2 separate regions of the Homo sapiens genome follow, and region 2 is linked to region 1. A link is an interaction called in ENCODE POLR2A ChIA-PET data of the cell type or tissue named here. Cell type or tissue: IMR-90. All regions are shown on one strand. Links, peaks and the distances in the headings refer to the core of each region. The heading gives the core; the rest is flanking DNA. Region 1 has its middle 160 kb from the start of MUSK. Region 2 overlaps MUSK (muscle associated receptor tyrosine kinase).

What was found. ChIA-PET counts read pairs that join two places held together with the same protein. Peaks named below come from ENCODE experiments on the same cell type or tissue, not always from the same donor. Only the 100,000 strongest peaks of a DNase experiment are listed, where the experiment ranks them.
Region 2: POLR2A ChIA-PET joins it to region 1 with 13 read pairs; 3 of 35 experiments call an interaction of 5 or more read pairs at or near these places.

Annotation. Positions count from the first base shown.
Region 1 is chr9:110,828,031-110,836,026 of GRCh38, forward strand. No RefSeq gene overlaps it. Among named protein-coding and RNA genes, the nearest start is that of MUSK, 160 kb to the left of the region's middle. In IMR-90, for the core only: no CTCF peak of the experiment used is centred there; no DNase peak of the experiment used is centred there; H3K27ac peaks cover 279 bases.
Region 2 is chr9:110,716,785-110,724,780 of GRCh38, forward strand. All of the region lies in intron 5 of MUSK (muscle associated receptor tyrosine kinase), which reads left to right. Among named protein-coding and RNA genes, the nearest start is that of MUSK, 52 kb to the left of the region's middle. In IMR-90, for the core only: no CTCF peak of the experiment used is centred there; no DNase peak of the experiment used is centred there.

The sequences.
Region 1 (7,996 bases), core at 1,854-4,353:
ATTTTAACAACTGGTCTGTCCCCCAGTGCATACCATTTAAACACCACTCTGCTGGCTAGGACAACCATGTAATGTGCTATGGTAACAAAGTTTCACAGACTGGACAAATACATGAAATGGCTCATTTTTGAGTGCTCGGTAACATCATCTTAGTGCCCGCAAATCACGTATCTGAGGCTATGTAAAAATAAGACTGATCAGCTCGAATGTCAAGCTCTCAGGCATCTTTCTTTGCTTTGTGGGACTGAAATCATTTAAGGAAAGGAATGAGATCACTTACACTTTCTAAAGACTGAGGGACGCCCTGAGCTTCCCAGTTCTCCTACCCACATTTCTCTGAAGTCAGTGAGGCACTACTTCTGCTTGGCAACAAAGAATCTGCCTTCTCTTATTTCCCAAAGTCCCCCTTTTTTTTTGCCAAGATAATCTTTCCCAGACAGAGGCATTCAGGAGAAATAGAAGTCTCATGTCCCAAGAAATGGGGAAGGGAGGCGGGAAATCACACAGAAAAGGCCCTGGCGGTGCTTAGTCAAATGAGTTCAGCATTTGGATAGGGACCAGCAGCTGACACACATATGAGAAGATTAGGAGAGTATGTGTACTGAATAGTTCACCAAAACCAAAGAAATTAAAATTGTAAGGCTGTGGGAAAAAATACTAGTTATGAGAATAAAGCAATTAATTTTCCTTACAAAATATCTGTTAACCACAATTGGCAAATTAACTAATCCCCAAAATAATCAACACTATAAAACTTCACTCGGTTGTTTGAGAAAGGAGAAAGCCTGTTAATCAGAGCCAATTTTTAATGGCTGATTTTTCTAAAGCCCTTTTAGTGCTCAAATAAGGGTAACTACTAAGAGTCTTTTGGAAAACTACTATCAGGAATGAATGAGAAACATTCTTAATGACTTTAGATTGCTATATTCATTAGTTGCTAGCATACTTAAAAGTAGATTATTATTATTGTATTAAGTATCCTGTCTTGTTTCTTAGAAATATTTTCTCCACACATGTTAATATTTAAAAAATCAGTCCATGCAATGATGTGATGATTAGAACCATAAATAGTTTGGACACTAGTTAATGAAGCTTTTCATTTTTAGGAAAACAGCAGAATTATCTCAGAAAGGCTATCAGTGCATAGCTTTTAACTCTACCTCCTGCTGTCCAGGGATGTTAAACATTGGTAAACAGAAAGTGAACATGGAGGAAAGATTTTCTGATTGATGAGGGCAAGTCTTTCAAAAAGCATCCAATTTAAAAGATATCCTTTTCCTGGCGGAAAACCAAAGAAGTCTCTAACCCTCTCCCACCACAATGTCAGTAATTTTTTAGATGGCATTTTTCCTCAGAATAATTAACATTATACAGCAGACAGAATTCTATCAACCCTACAATTCACAGATAGCAAAAAATAACCCTCCAAAAGCCAGAATAATGGAAAACATGGATGAAATCATAAAGTCACAGTAAGAATTTCCATAGAGAGTAAACTGATTCCGTTGCAAGCCAGGGAGTTCTGTAAAATTATCTTGTGTTGTCTAAAATAGAGAAGTAACTAAGATAGGATATTCCATGCAACATGTTGTCCAGGGTAGAACAGACTAGTAGTGATCACTCCAGGCTCAAGATTTAACCAATAACCTAGTAATAAGGATGGGTAACTAACAATAGAAACACACCGCAGAGGTGGCGGCGCCTGTAATCCCAGCTACTCAGGAGGCTGAGGCAGAGAATTGCTTGAACCCAGGAGGCGGAGCTTGCAGTGTGCGGAGATCGCGCCACTGCACTCCAGCCTGGGCGACAGATTGAGACTCCGTCTAAGACAAAAAAAAAAAAAAAAAAAAAAAAAAAAAGGAACACACCAGGAGAAAACCGTCTCCCTTCTGGCTCCGCCATCCGCTGAGAGCTACTTCCACTCAATAAACTTTGCACTCATTCTCCAAGCCCACGTGTGATCTGATTCTTCGGGTACACCAGGCAAGAACCCAGGATACAGAAAACCCTGTGTCCTTGTGACAGGGTAGAGGGTCTAATTGAGCTGGTTAACACAAGCCACCTATATGCACATGGAAAGGGGTGGTGGTAGTTGTGATGACGAAGGTTACTAAACACAAGCGCTTTACTTTACTCCTTAGTTTGGGTTGACTCATTGAAGGGGGAAATGTTCCCTTGTCCCTCCCACAGGGCATGCGATGTGGGTGTGGCTCGCTTCTTGAGTGCCCTGCTGCTCAGACCTCTAGAGGAGCACACACACTGGCAGGCCGTGGGGTTCCGATCCCACGGCAGTGTCTAGGGGTGAATGTGTAGGCTCCTGAAGCCCCAGTAGGCCTGTGTTACAGGGTGCTCTCTTAGTTTGCCGTCTATAGGTGGCTTGTGTTAACCAGCTCAATTAGACCCTCTACCCTGTCACAAGGACACAGGGCTTTCTGTATCCTGGGTTCTGGCCTGGTGTACCCGAAGAATCAGATCACACGTGGGCTTGGAGAATGAGTGCAAAGCTTTATTGAGTGGAAGTAGCTCTCAGCGGATGGGGGAGCCAGAAGGGAGATGGTTTTCTCCTGGAGTTGAGGGGCTCGGGGGCCGCTCTCCTCCGACTGCCCACCGAACTCCACTGGTCCCACCGGTGGATGCCCGGCCGGCGGGCCGGTGCCTGTGTCTGTTCTATATGCTCTTCTGCCGACGTGCTCCTCTCAACGTCCTCTCAACGACCAGCCGCTTGCGTCTTCTTCCTCCAATGTGCTCCTCAGGACGTCCTGCCGCTTGTGTCTCTGCCTTGCTAGGGTCTCATGTTTTTATAGGCCCAGGATGGGGGCGTGACGGGCCAGGGTGGTCTTGGAAAATGCAACATTAGGGCAAGAAGGCAGAAGTGCTAGTACTCACCTAGGTCTGCGGGGATGGAGCCCTAACCAGGGGCCACCCCCGTCTCTACCCAGCACATCTGTTCCCCCATTCCTTATCATTTAAAGGGACCACACTCTTACCTTTCCAGCACTCCTGTATCATCATTGTTTTATAAAATCACAAGCTGAATCATTTGTTATTATAAGCCAAGAAACCTGAAATGAGACCCAGCTGGTTTGCATCCTTAGTATCCTAGGGCAGAGACTGGTAGCCCCAAACCAGAATGATGCTTGAATAAATCCTATTTCTCTTTTAAGTACTCCACACCAAAACGAGTAAAAAAGCTCCTTTCTAACACTTACCCTAATTATGGGGCGGGGTGGGGGGAGGGCAGAGGTCAGTAATTTATTCTGAGAATGAATGGAATTGACCAATGGAATTTATTTTGGAATCAATGGCATCAAAGAAAAAAAGGTTTTAAAAGTCACTAATCTCTATATTGAAGCAGTAGTTTTAGACACTTTAGTGATAAAATGCCAGATACAGCTTATTGCTAAGCAAGTATGAACAAAGCCCAAAACTAAGATCAGACACCTGGGAGAAGACAGACAGAATGGCAAAGTGTAAACGTTGGCCAAACTGAGGACAGGCTGAAGCTGAAAATTGGGAGCTCAGAACACCAAATGACTACACAGGGAGCCTAAACACCAGGGTCAAAGAGGAACATAGGTAGTCAAGGACGTAGAATTTGGAAGAATATATGATGGGTATCCATGGCAAAAAAAAATATGAACAGACAAGTACAGGTAAACAGAACCACAGGGGACAAAGACATGAAGCTGAAGGACTAAGCTCTTGACACTTCTCTTATCCTGGTTCTAATCCTGTTTCAAAGCCCAGTTGTAACTCTGCTATTGGATTGCCTATGATACTTCTGCATTCTTGTAGTAAACTCTCCAACCCCTCTTCTTTGTTGTTTCCTGTTAATTGTAACCAAATAATTTTTATTAACATAGCATTTGTACATTACAAAGATGTGGAAGCATATTGCCAAGTAGTTCTCCAGAAAGTACATGGGATTCATTTACCCAATGACAGGTGCCTGTTTCCCTCCATTTTTACTAACTTGATGTTTTCATTCTTTCAATTCTTTACAAATTCTTTTTTATATTCTAATAACTGGTGTACTCAGAAATAGCACACTGTCTTTGCCACAGAAATATAGAAAGGATGGATACTACCAAGAGATCTGGACTCAGAGAACAGGGGCTCCTATTGATATAAATTTGGATTCTCTTCCATTGGAAAAAATGATGAGATCATTTATGGCTAAATATGGAACAGTAAGATCATGCTAAGCAAGGGGATCTTTGAATGAATGGACAGAAGGATGGATAAGTTTGTGCTGCATCATAGTTGAAAAGGAGCAGAGCATGGTAGATACCTTTTAGGTCTGAAGGAAACTGCCCAACCCATAAAGATTTCTTGAGGATCCCACTGGTGTCCAAAGCTGATCCATCTAAAGGACACCTAATCTACCACAATGTATTAATCATAACTTTACATAATAAGATGAGGTTTAAGAATTATAATGGAGGAAATTATCATTTTATAGAACTGACTACACTGCTAGCCAATGAGTAACTGAAGATTATGAAACATCAAAGAGTTCAGGTGAGTAGGTAGTTAAAAATAAATAGGTACCATTCAATATATTCTAAATAAAGCTTGTTAAAATATATATATTATGTTACTCTCAAAGTTACAAAAAATCTGGGAATGATCCCACTGGTGAGCATGAAAATAAATGTGTAAGAAGTATATAATTAGCAACAGCAACCCCAAAAAAGCCCCCTAAATTTTAATTATAAAAGTAAAAGTGGTTTAAATAGAGAAAGATGTCTTGAGATGGGATAATTGATATTATTAGATGTATGTTATTTCCTGAACATAATTAAAATTCAGCAAAGATATATCTAGAACTTGACAAAATATTCATCTGGAAGAAAAGCCTATGGGGCTTATAAAAGGTTGGATTAATGGGGGCACTTACCGAAACACATTTTAAAGATTACCATAAAGCTACAGTAATCAAAAAAGTGTAGTACTGGCAGTAGAATAAACAAGAAAAAGTCAGTTTTTAAAAACAGATTAATATGATAAATCTGAAAGGAATGAAGTGTGGTAAAGTTTACATTTCAAATCAGTGAGAACAAGATGGATTAGTGAATTATACTTGGGAAAAAATAAGTTAGAACCATTATATATCTGTCAAGGTCAATTGCAAAAACCCGGTGTATTCATTAGCTAGTTTAAGCAGAAGGAAATTTATTACATGGTACTAAAGGGCTTACGGAATCATTAAGAGAAATGGAAAAAAAAAAAAAAAAAGAAAAAAGAGACTATAGGCTGTACTTCCAGGAACAGCTCCCAAAGCCACATGGTAGGTCTGGGCTAGGAAAGTTGGTGCCAACTTGCTAAATTTCTTCTGCAGTGGCTAGGTCTGAAGCCACACTGCCCTTGCTAGTTTCTGCACAACTCATTTGCCAAATCAAATCTCACTCAAGTACATTTGATCCACAAAATCTAAGTCACATCAGCCACACTAGTTACACAGATGTATGGAAACTGCAGGTTTCAGTTTTCCAGCCTGTGCAGTGCAAGGAAGGGCATTAGAAGGAGGAGGACTAGATGGTGAGCTGACCAATTTACACAAACCAAAATAATCCCCAGATACCTTAAATATAAAGAACCAAATAATAAAATAGAACAAAATATAGATATGTTTAGGCATTTAAACTGATATTTTTTAGTATTTGAAGTATTACGCTATATGTTAGTATGGTGTGTAATAACATGCATTGGAAACACCCTGAAGTTATCAGTATATAATTGCTTGTTAATTATGGCACATCACAGGGACTGTCACTCATTCTTTAAAAGAATTAGAGGATATTTAATGATACGAAAAGATGTTCACAATAGATCACTGATTTTTAAAATCAGGTAATACAAGTTATGGGGTACAAACTCATTTTGTGAATTACTCCTGTAAATTGTGTTATATTCAGTACACATTAATAGATATATTACATGTAATATACATTTTAATTTATAACATGTAACGAAACACATAACACACACATATATTTCTGGGAAGAAAGAGAATGAGAGTGAGAAGGAAAAAGCCTATAAAAATGGTAACAGTGACTATTTCAGAACAATGTGGTTGTGGGATTATTTGATTTCTTGTTTGGCTTATAATTTCTTAAGCAGATACACAATAATAGAGTATCTCCTTTGTTACAAGAAGAGATTATTTTTAAAAAGCAAAAAACAAAAGAACGAGGAACCAATATAATTTAGAAAAAAAAAAGATTTTAAAAAAATTTTAGAAAAAAAGAAATTTTAAATCCTAAATGAATGTTACCCAACATTTTTAATGAAAGTTAACGTTTACTAGAAACTTGCTATTTGACAGCCACTGTTCTTAGTGCTTTAAATGTATTAATATATTTGTTTTTCATAACAACCCAAAAGGTAGACACTATTACTATTTTCATTTTACAATGAGGGAACACATAAGAGGTTACGTAAATTGCCTGACATCATACAACTAGCAAGTGGTTGAGCTTACTACACAACACTGTTATAAAACCCAAGCTTTCAATCACAACATTAAATATTATCAATATTAATATTCTTAGCTAATATTTTTTGGGCATCAACATATAATACAATGCAACCATTTTTAATTGTACAATGCAATGGCTTTTGGCATATTGACAGAGTTGTACATTAATCACCACAGTCAATTCTGGAACACTTTCATCACCCCAAAAAGAAATCCCACTTCCTTGAGCCCATCACCACCCCATCACTCCAGGCATCATACCAATACTTCACTTCCGTAATCTATTGTATTCTTGCAACAATGCTGTATGGTAGAAGTGAATAGCCCCACTATACAGATGAGAAAACTGAGGTAGAGAGAGGTCGAGAAACTTGCCTAAATTGTATAACTAGTAAACAGTAGAATTGGGACTTAAATTCAGGCAATCTGTCTTCAGAATACAGTCTCCTAACTACTCTGCTATGCCACCACTACATTATATTACAAAAATGAAAGTTCATGAATAAGTAGAAATTACTCCAGGAATATAAAGATTGTTCAATTTGAATATATCTAGCAAAATGACATATCATACCAATAATAATAGCGAAAAAAATACTATCCCCAAAAGCACTCAGTATCTATCTCTAGCAGAAAAAAATAGATGGATGACCCCCACAAGTAAACAAGAATAGGAGAATGTGTACACGTCTATCTGAAATAACTGTAATTAACACCTAACATTGACACAAGAAAGACATATGTAAGTAATAAAAAATAAAACATATCTGTTACCATTACCCTAACTTAAATTTATTCTACATGTTTTAACTAAGGCAGTCAGTAAGTAAAAGGAAAAATGAGGTTTCTCTTTAAAAAGAAAATGCAAAATAATTATTTCTATATAATAGACTGTATAAATAGAAAAATAAAACCAACTTCAAAATCATCTTTAGTAATACAATATTTCAGTAATCCAAGAAACGGAAAGTCTGTGAAAAAAAAAAAAAGATATACGTGTGTGGGAGTGGCAATGGGAGTGGAAGGTTAGAGCTCAAATTCATCTTTCAGGCTGAACAGTCCCCATGAACTGGAAATCATTAAGTCCTGTTTCACCTCCCGAGAATGCATACCAGTTAAATTCTTTACATTCTTTTTCCTTGCCTACTTTGCCTGGAAAAATGCTTGAAACCACAATGTTGGACAGATAGTTTATTTTTGTGTGTCAGTATTTTAACTGGAAGGAAGAGGAGAAAATTTTTCATGGATCTTTAGGTTATAATGATTTGACCTTTTATTAGTTATAGGATTTATTGCCCACATGAAAAAAAAGGAAGAACTTTTGCAAAGGAAGAGTGGAAAAGCTAAGGGCCAATATCATGTATTCCCGTCTTCCCTGACCTACTATTCAAAACCTCCAGTAATGTGGAGAAAAAAGAAAGGCTCCAGAGTCCTTTGAAGTCTGTGTGACTTCAAGGAAATTACAGAATAAAAATGTCATGGAGCATCTTGCAGGCTGCTGGAGACCCCAGGGCT
Region 2 (7,996 bases), core at 2,994-5,493, 110 kb before region 1:
TGTTTTGAAATTATATTGTTAAGTGCATACACATTAATTATTGTTGTAATTCCTCCTCTGCAGATTGCATTTTTAACCTTTGGATGATGTTCCTCTTCATCCCTTTTTTATAATACCTTTTAGCATAATTCTGTATTGTTTGATATTAATATCATTACCACATTTTTCCTTTGTTTTGTGTTTTCCTGTGCTCTTTGTTTGGTATTCTTCTATCCCTTTCTTCCAACCTCCCCACAATCTTGTAAGCAGAATATAGATAAATACTTTTGTAATTCAATCCAAAAGACTTTATTTTTAGTAGATAAGTGTAGGTCTTTGTATTTATTCTGAAAATTTATTTCTATTATTCTTTAGACGATTTCTATCATGTATTATGCTGTTTCTTTTCTCTGCTTCTTTTTTTAATTCCTTTTCTGTTTTCTGGTAGATCATTATATATTTTTTTAATTCTCCACTTTAACCCACACCACAACCACTTTGCTGATTTTGAAATTGTGGATCACAATGTTATATTTCAGTGATTACTTTTACATTTTAATATACATATATGATGCTATAATTCTAACAGTTTAAGATCATGTAGGATCTTCTCCAGTCTCTTTAACTAAAGCAAGCATCTTATCATTCTTTAAAATCTTATCTAACAGCACCTTCCCTCATCCTCTGTCACTTTCCTTGGCATTATCCAAAATTTTATTTATCTTAAAACACTGAATTATTTTATGGTCCATAAATAGTTCTATCAATATATGCCACCAATTGCTGTGTTCATCATTCAATTTTCATGTGCCTTTTTTCTTCTGTTTCCAATTTCTTATTTCTGAAACATATTATTCATTAGTTCATTCAATTAGATCTGTGAGCAGATATCTTTGTCTTTGTCTTTGTATGTTTGAAAATGCCACTATTTTACCCTGATCATTCAGGTGAACATTGAAATCTAAGTTGACAGATATTTTCCCTCAGTGTTGTCCTATGTCTTCTTACATCAATTGATGAGAAGTGTTCTGTCATTGTAACTATAATTCTTTGGTAGGTAACAGAGTTCTTCTATCTGGTCTTTTTACCTTTGATTACCAGTACTTTTACCATAATTTGTCATAGAATCTGTATTAGTTATCTGTTTCTCTGTAACGAATTACACAGAAACTCAATGTTTTAAAACAATAAACGATTATCACTTCATAGTTTCTATAACTCAGGAAGTACAGAGTGACTTTCCCAGGCCAATGTATGGATTATGTTTGCAGTAAAGATGTTGGCCACTTCTGCAGTCATCTGAAAGCTTGAATGGGCTGAAGGATCTAATTCAAATGTGGTTGACTCATAAGTTGGTATAAATTGATGCTGGCCAGTGCAGAGCCTCCCTTTGTCCCCATGTGGGTCTCTCCTCAGGCTGCTTGAGTGTCCCCACACTATGGTGCCTTCCTTCCCTAAGAGTAGATGATCTAATAGAGAACAAGGAGGAGTTAGTAATGTTTTTCATGGTCTAGCTTCAAAAGCCACACACAGTCACTTCTGCCACATCCTATTTGTTAGAAGTGAGTCTAAGTCCAGCCTACTTCCAAGGAGAGCAGAGGAACTATACTCTACTTTTCCAAGGGAGAATTTGTGGACAGGTTTTAAAACTACAATAGTGTCAATGCAAAATGCACCAGAAAGTCTCAGTAACAGAATCACACAAGCAGAAGAAAGAACTTCAGAGCTTGAAGACAAGGCTTGAACTAACCAAATCCATCAAAGACAAAGAAAAAATAATTTTTAAAAATGGACAAAGCCTCCAAGAAGTTTAGGACTATGTTAAAAGTCAAAACCTAAGAATAGTTGGAAGGAAGAAGAGAAAGAAGATAAATCTAAAAGTCTGGAAAACATATTTGAGGAAATAATCAAGGAAAACTTCCCTGGCCTCGCTAGAGATCTAGACATCCGAATACAAGAAGCTCAAAGAACACCTGGGAAATTCATTGCAAAAAAATCATTGCCTAGACACATAGTTATCAGGTTATCTAGAATCAAGACAAAGAAAAGAATCTTGAGAGCTGTGAGGCAAAAGCATCAGGCATCTTATAAAGGAAAATCTATCAGAGTAACAGCAGATTTCTCAGCAGAAACCCTACAAGCTAGAAGAAATTGGGGTCCTATTTTTAGCCTCCTAAAACAAAGCAATTATCAGCCAAGAATTTTGTATCCAGTAAAACTAAGCTTCATAAATGAAGGAAAGATACAGTCTTTCCAGACAAATGCTGAATTAGCCACCACAAAGCCAGCACTACAATCTCAAATGAACTCTAAATCTTGAAACAGATTCTGGAAATACACCAAAATAGAACCTCTTTAAAGTTTACATCTCACAGGACCTATATAACAGTAACACAATGAAAACAACAACAACAACAACAACAAGGTATTCAGGCAACAAATAGCACAATGAATAGAATAGTACCTCTCATCTCAATACTAACGTGGAATGTAAATGGCCTAAGTGCTCCACTTAAAAGATACAGAATAGCAGAATGGATAAGAATTTCACCAACCAAGTTTCTACTGTCTTCAAGAGACTCACCTAACACATAAGGACTAACATAAACTTAAGGTAAAGGGGTAGAAAAACATATTCCATACAAACAGACACCAAAAGCGAGCAGGAGTCGCTATTCTTATATCAGACAAAACAAACTATAGAGCAATAGCAGTTAAGAAAGACAAAGAGGGAGATTATATAATGATAAAAACACTAGTTCAACAGGAAAATATCACAATCCTAAATATATATACACCTTAACACTGGAGCTCCCAAATTTATAAAACAATTATTACTAGACCTTAAAAATAAGATAGATGGCAACACACTAACAGTGAGGGACTTTAATACTACACTGATAGCACTAGACAGATCATCAGGACAGAAAGTCAACAAATAAACAATGGAATTAAACTATACCCTACAACAAATGGACCTAACAGATATTTACAGAACATTCTACCCAACAAATGCAGAATATACATTGTAATCATCAGCACATGGAACATTCTCCAAGACAGACCATATGATAGGCCACAAAACAAGTCTCAGTGAATTTGAGAAAATAGAAATTATATCAAATATTCTCTCACACCACAGTGAAATAAAACTGGAAATCAACTCCAAAAGGAACCCTCAAAACCATGAAAATACATGGAAATTAAATGACCTGCTCCTGAATGATTGTTGGGTCAACAATGAAGTCAAGATGGAAATTTAAAAATTATTTGGACTGAACGATAATAGTAACAAATAGTGAGACAACCTATCAAAACCTCTGGGATACAGCAAAAACGGTACTAAGAGGAAAATTCATAGCATTATCTGAAAAAGCACATATAGACAATCCAAGGCCACACCTCCAATTCTCCATGCAATTGGTGAAACAAGAACAATCTAAACACAAATGCAGAAGAAGAAAAGAAATATAAAAGATGAGAGCAGAACTAAATGAAATTGAAATGGAAAAAAATACAAAAGATAAATGAAACAAAAAGCTGGTTCTTTGAAAAGATAAATAAAATCGATAGACCATTAGCTAGATTAACCAAGAAAAGAAGACAGAAAATTCAAATAAGCTTTATTAGAAATGAAATGGAAGGTATTACAACTGATATCACAGAAATATGAAACATTATTCAAGGCTAATATGAACACCTTTATGGACATAAACTAGAAAACCTAGAGGAGATGGATAAACTCCTGGAAGTATACAACCCTCCTAGATTAAACCAGGAAGATGTAGAAACTCTGAGCAGACCAATAACAAGCAGAAAGATTGAAATGGTAATTTTAAAATTGCCAAGAAAAAGCAGTCCAGGACCAGACAGATTCATAGCTGAATTGTATCAGACATTCAAAGAAGAATTGGTACCAATCCTATTGACACTATTCCACAAGATAGACAAAGAGGGAATCCTCCCTAAATTATTCTATGAAGGCAGTATCACCCTAATACTAAACCAGGAAAGAGCATAACCAAAAAAGAAAACTACAGACCAATACACCTGATGAACACAGATGCAAAAATTCTCAACAAAGTACTAGTGAACTGAATCCAACAACATACCAAAAATATAATCTACCATGATCAAGTGGGTTTCATACCAGGGATGCAGGGATGGTTTAACATATGTAACTCAATAAATGTGATACACCACATAAACAGAATCAAAAACAAAAATCACGATCATCTCAGTAGACACAGAAAAAGCATTTGACAAAATTAAGCATCCCATTATGATTAAAACCCTCAGCAAAATCAGCATAGAAAAGACATACCTTAAGGTAATAAAAGCCATCTATGACAAACCCACAGCCAACGTTATACTGAATGGGGAAAAGCTGAAAGTGTTACCCCTGAGAACTGAAACAAGACAAGGATGCCCACTTTCACCACTTCTATTCAACATAGTACTGGAAGTCCTAGCCAGAGCAATCAGACAAGAGAAAGAAATAAAGGGCATCCAAATCAGTAAAGAGGAAGTCAGAATGTCACTGTTTGCTGATGATATAATCTTATACCTAGAAAACCCTAAAGACTCATCCAAAAAACTCTTAGAACTGGTAGATGAATTCAGCAAAGTTTCAGGATACAAAATTAATGTACACAAATCAGTAGTTCTCCTATACAGCAACAGTGACCAAGCTGAAAATCAAATCAAGAACTCAACTGCTTTTACAATAGCTACAAAAATAAAATAAAATACTTAAGAATATATCTAACCAAGGAGGTGAAAGACCTCTACAAGGAAAACTACAAAATACTGCTGAAAGAAATCATAGATGGCACAAAGAAATGGAAACACATCCCGTGCTCATAGATAGGTAGAATCAATATTGTGAAAATGACCATACTGCCTAAAGCAATCTATAATTCAATGCAATTCCCATGGAAATACCACGATTACTCTTTACAGAACTAGAAAAAGCAATCCTAAAATTCATATGGAACCTAAAAAGAGCCCACATGGCCAAAGCAAGACTAAGCAAAAAGAACAAATCTGGATGCATTACCTTACCCAACTTCAAACCATACTACAACGCCACAGACACCAAAACAGCATGGTACTGGTATAAAAATGGGCACAGAGATCAGTGGAACTGAATTGTGAACCCAGAAATGAAGCCAAATACTTACAGTTAACCGATCTTTGACAAAGCAAACAAAAGTATAAAGTGGGGAAAGGACACCCTATTCAATAAATGGTGCTGGGATAATTGGCAAGCCACATGTAGAAGAATGAAACTGGATCCTCACCTCTCACCTTTTACAAAAATCAACTCAAGATAGATCAAGGACTTAAATTGAAGACCTGGAACCATAAAAATTCTAGAAGATAACATCAGAAAAACTCTTCTAGACATTGGCTTAGGCAAAGACTTCATAACCAAGAACTAAAAGCAAATGCAACAAAAACAAAGAAAAATAGATGGGACTTGGCCGGGTGCATTGGCTCATGCCTGTAATCCCTGCACTTTGGGAGGCCAAGGCTGGCAGATCACTTAAGGTCAGGAGTTGAAGACCAGCCTGGCCAATATGGTGAAACCCCATCTCTACTAAAAATACAAAAATTAGCTGGGTGTGGTGGTACGTGCCTGTAGTCTCAGCTGCCCTGGAGGCTGAGGCAGAGGAATCACTTGAAACTGGGAGGTGGAGGTTGCAGTGATCCTAGATAGTGCAACTGCACTCCAGCCTGGGCAACAGAGCGAGACACCATCATGGGAAGAAAAAAAAAAACATGGGACTTAATTAAACTAAAAAGCTTCTGTACAGCAAAAGAAATAATCAGCAGAGTTAACAGACAACCCCCAGAGTGGGAGAAAATTTTGCAAATAATGGATCTGACCAAGGAGTAATATTCAGAATCTACAAAGAACTGAAACAGCAAGAAAAAAAAAATCCCATCAAAAAGTGGGCTAAGGACATGAACAGACAATCTCAAAAGAAGATATACAAATGGCCAACAAGCATGGAAAAATGCTCCACATCACTAATTATCAGGGAAATGCAAATCAAAACCACAACGTGATATCACCTTACTCCTGCAAGAATGGCTATAATAAAAAATAATAGATGTTGGCATGGGATGTGGTGAAAAGGGAACACTTTTATATTGTTGTTGGGAACGTAAACTAGTACAACCACTATGGAAAACAGTGTGGTGATTCTTTAAAGAACTAAAAGTAGATCTACCATTTGATCCAGCAATCCCACTACTAGGCATGTACCCAGAGGAAAAGAAGTGATTATACAAAAAAGATACCTGCACATGCATGTTCATAGCAGCACAATTTGCAATTGCAAAAATATAGAACCAGCCCAAATGCTCATCAATCAACCAGTGGATAAAGAAAATGTGAGACATATAAATACACACACATACATACATATACACACACACCATGGAATACTACTACATATACATACACACACACACACACACACACACACACATACATACCATGGAATACTACTTATCCATAAAAAGGAATGAAATAATGGCATTCACAGCAACCTGGTTGGAATTGGAGATCATTATTCTAAGTGAAGTAACTCAGGAATGGAAAACCAAACATTGTATGTTTTCATGCATAAGTGGGAGCTAAGATAATGAGGATGCAAAGGCATAAGAACGACACATTAGACTTTGGGGACTCAGGGGAAAAGAGTGGAAGGGGGATGAGGGATAAAAGACTATATATTACGTACAGTTTACCCTGCTCAGGTGATGGGTGCACCAAAATCTCAGAAATGAAAAAATTTTAAAAACTACAACAATGTCAAATTGTTTGTATTAATCCTCCTATGCAATCCCAGTGCCACTTGAAAGGCAGTCTTCAAGTACTTCTGAAAAATACTCATCCCCAAAACACAGGCAAAAAATTTTGATTCAGTAACCTAAATTGTGTGTCTGGCATTTAATTGTTTGTTTGTTTGCTTGCTTAAACTTCATAAGTGATTCAATGAATTTCGAGTTTTAAAAGCCACCACTTTAACTGATCTGGGGTTTCATGTATTGCTTCAAGCCTAGAAAATCTCCACCACTATGTCTTCAAATATAACCTCTCTGCTCTTCCTTCTCTTCTCTACTGCTCACACTCCTGTAAGCATATATTAGAGCTCTAAATCTGTTCTTCCCATCTTTTAGTTAATCTTTCACATTTCTGTCCATCTTTCTCTCTGGCCTCAGGGCTGTATGATGGCTTAAGTGCCATCTTCTGATTCATTAATTCTTCACTTGACCTTGTCCAAGCTTGAGTTTATCATATCTTTTGTGTCTCTGCTTGTTATTATCAATTTCTAGCATTTCTACTATTATATGTATTTCAATTTTGCCTGTTTGTTTTATAATTTATTTTTATACATATACTATTATTTAAGGTTCTTAAACTCCTTTTGAACTTCTTTGTTTTCTTCCAGAGTAAATTAATCCCCCAGTTACTGAATTCATTAAGTTGAAAGTCAATTTATTATTGCTTAGCAATTGTTTTCCTAATGTGCTTTGAAATTATGATTTGCCACTGTAAATCTTATCATCATCTCTCTGAAATGATTTATTCCTTTTCCAGTAATTTTGGGGGTTGCCCTCTACTTCCTTCATTCATATAAGATATTTCAGGGAGCAATTTTAGGACTCTATTCTGTAATGTTTTGACATTCAATCCAGACCCAGTCACTAAACCGTCAAAAGCATAACACATGTTCTGACTACGATACTATGACTGCTTTGGTTTCAAGCAGCGAGCCTCCAATCCCCCATCTCATATAGTACACTTCTAGAGAAATCAAACTTCAAGCCCCTTTCTCTGTTTATAGAATTGGAACTCAGCAGTGACTACTTATCTGTTGTGTTTTGTCTACTTTCTTATACACTGAGATATTCATCTTGTTTTTTAATATGGCTTTGTCTTTTTAGGTAGCAAAAAATTATATCTTCATTATTGCTATGTACTTATATTCTACCTAGATGA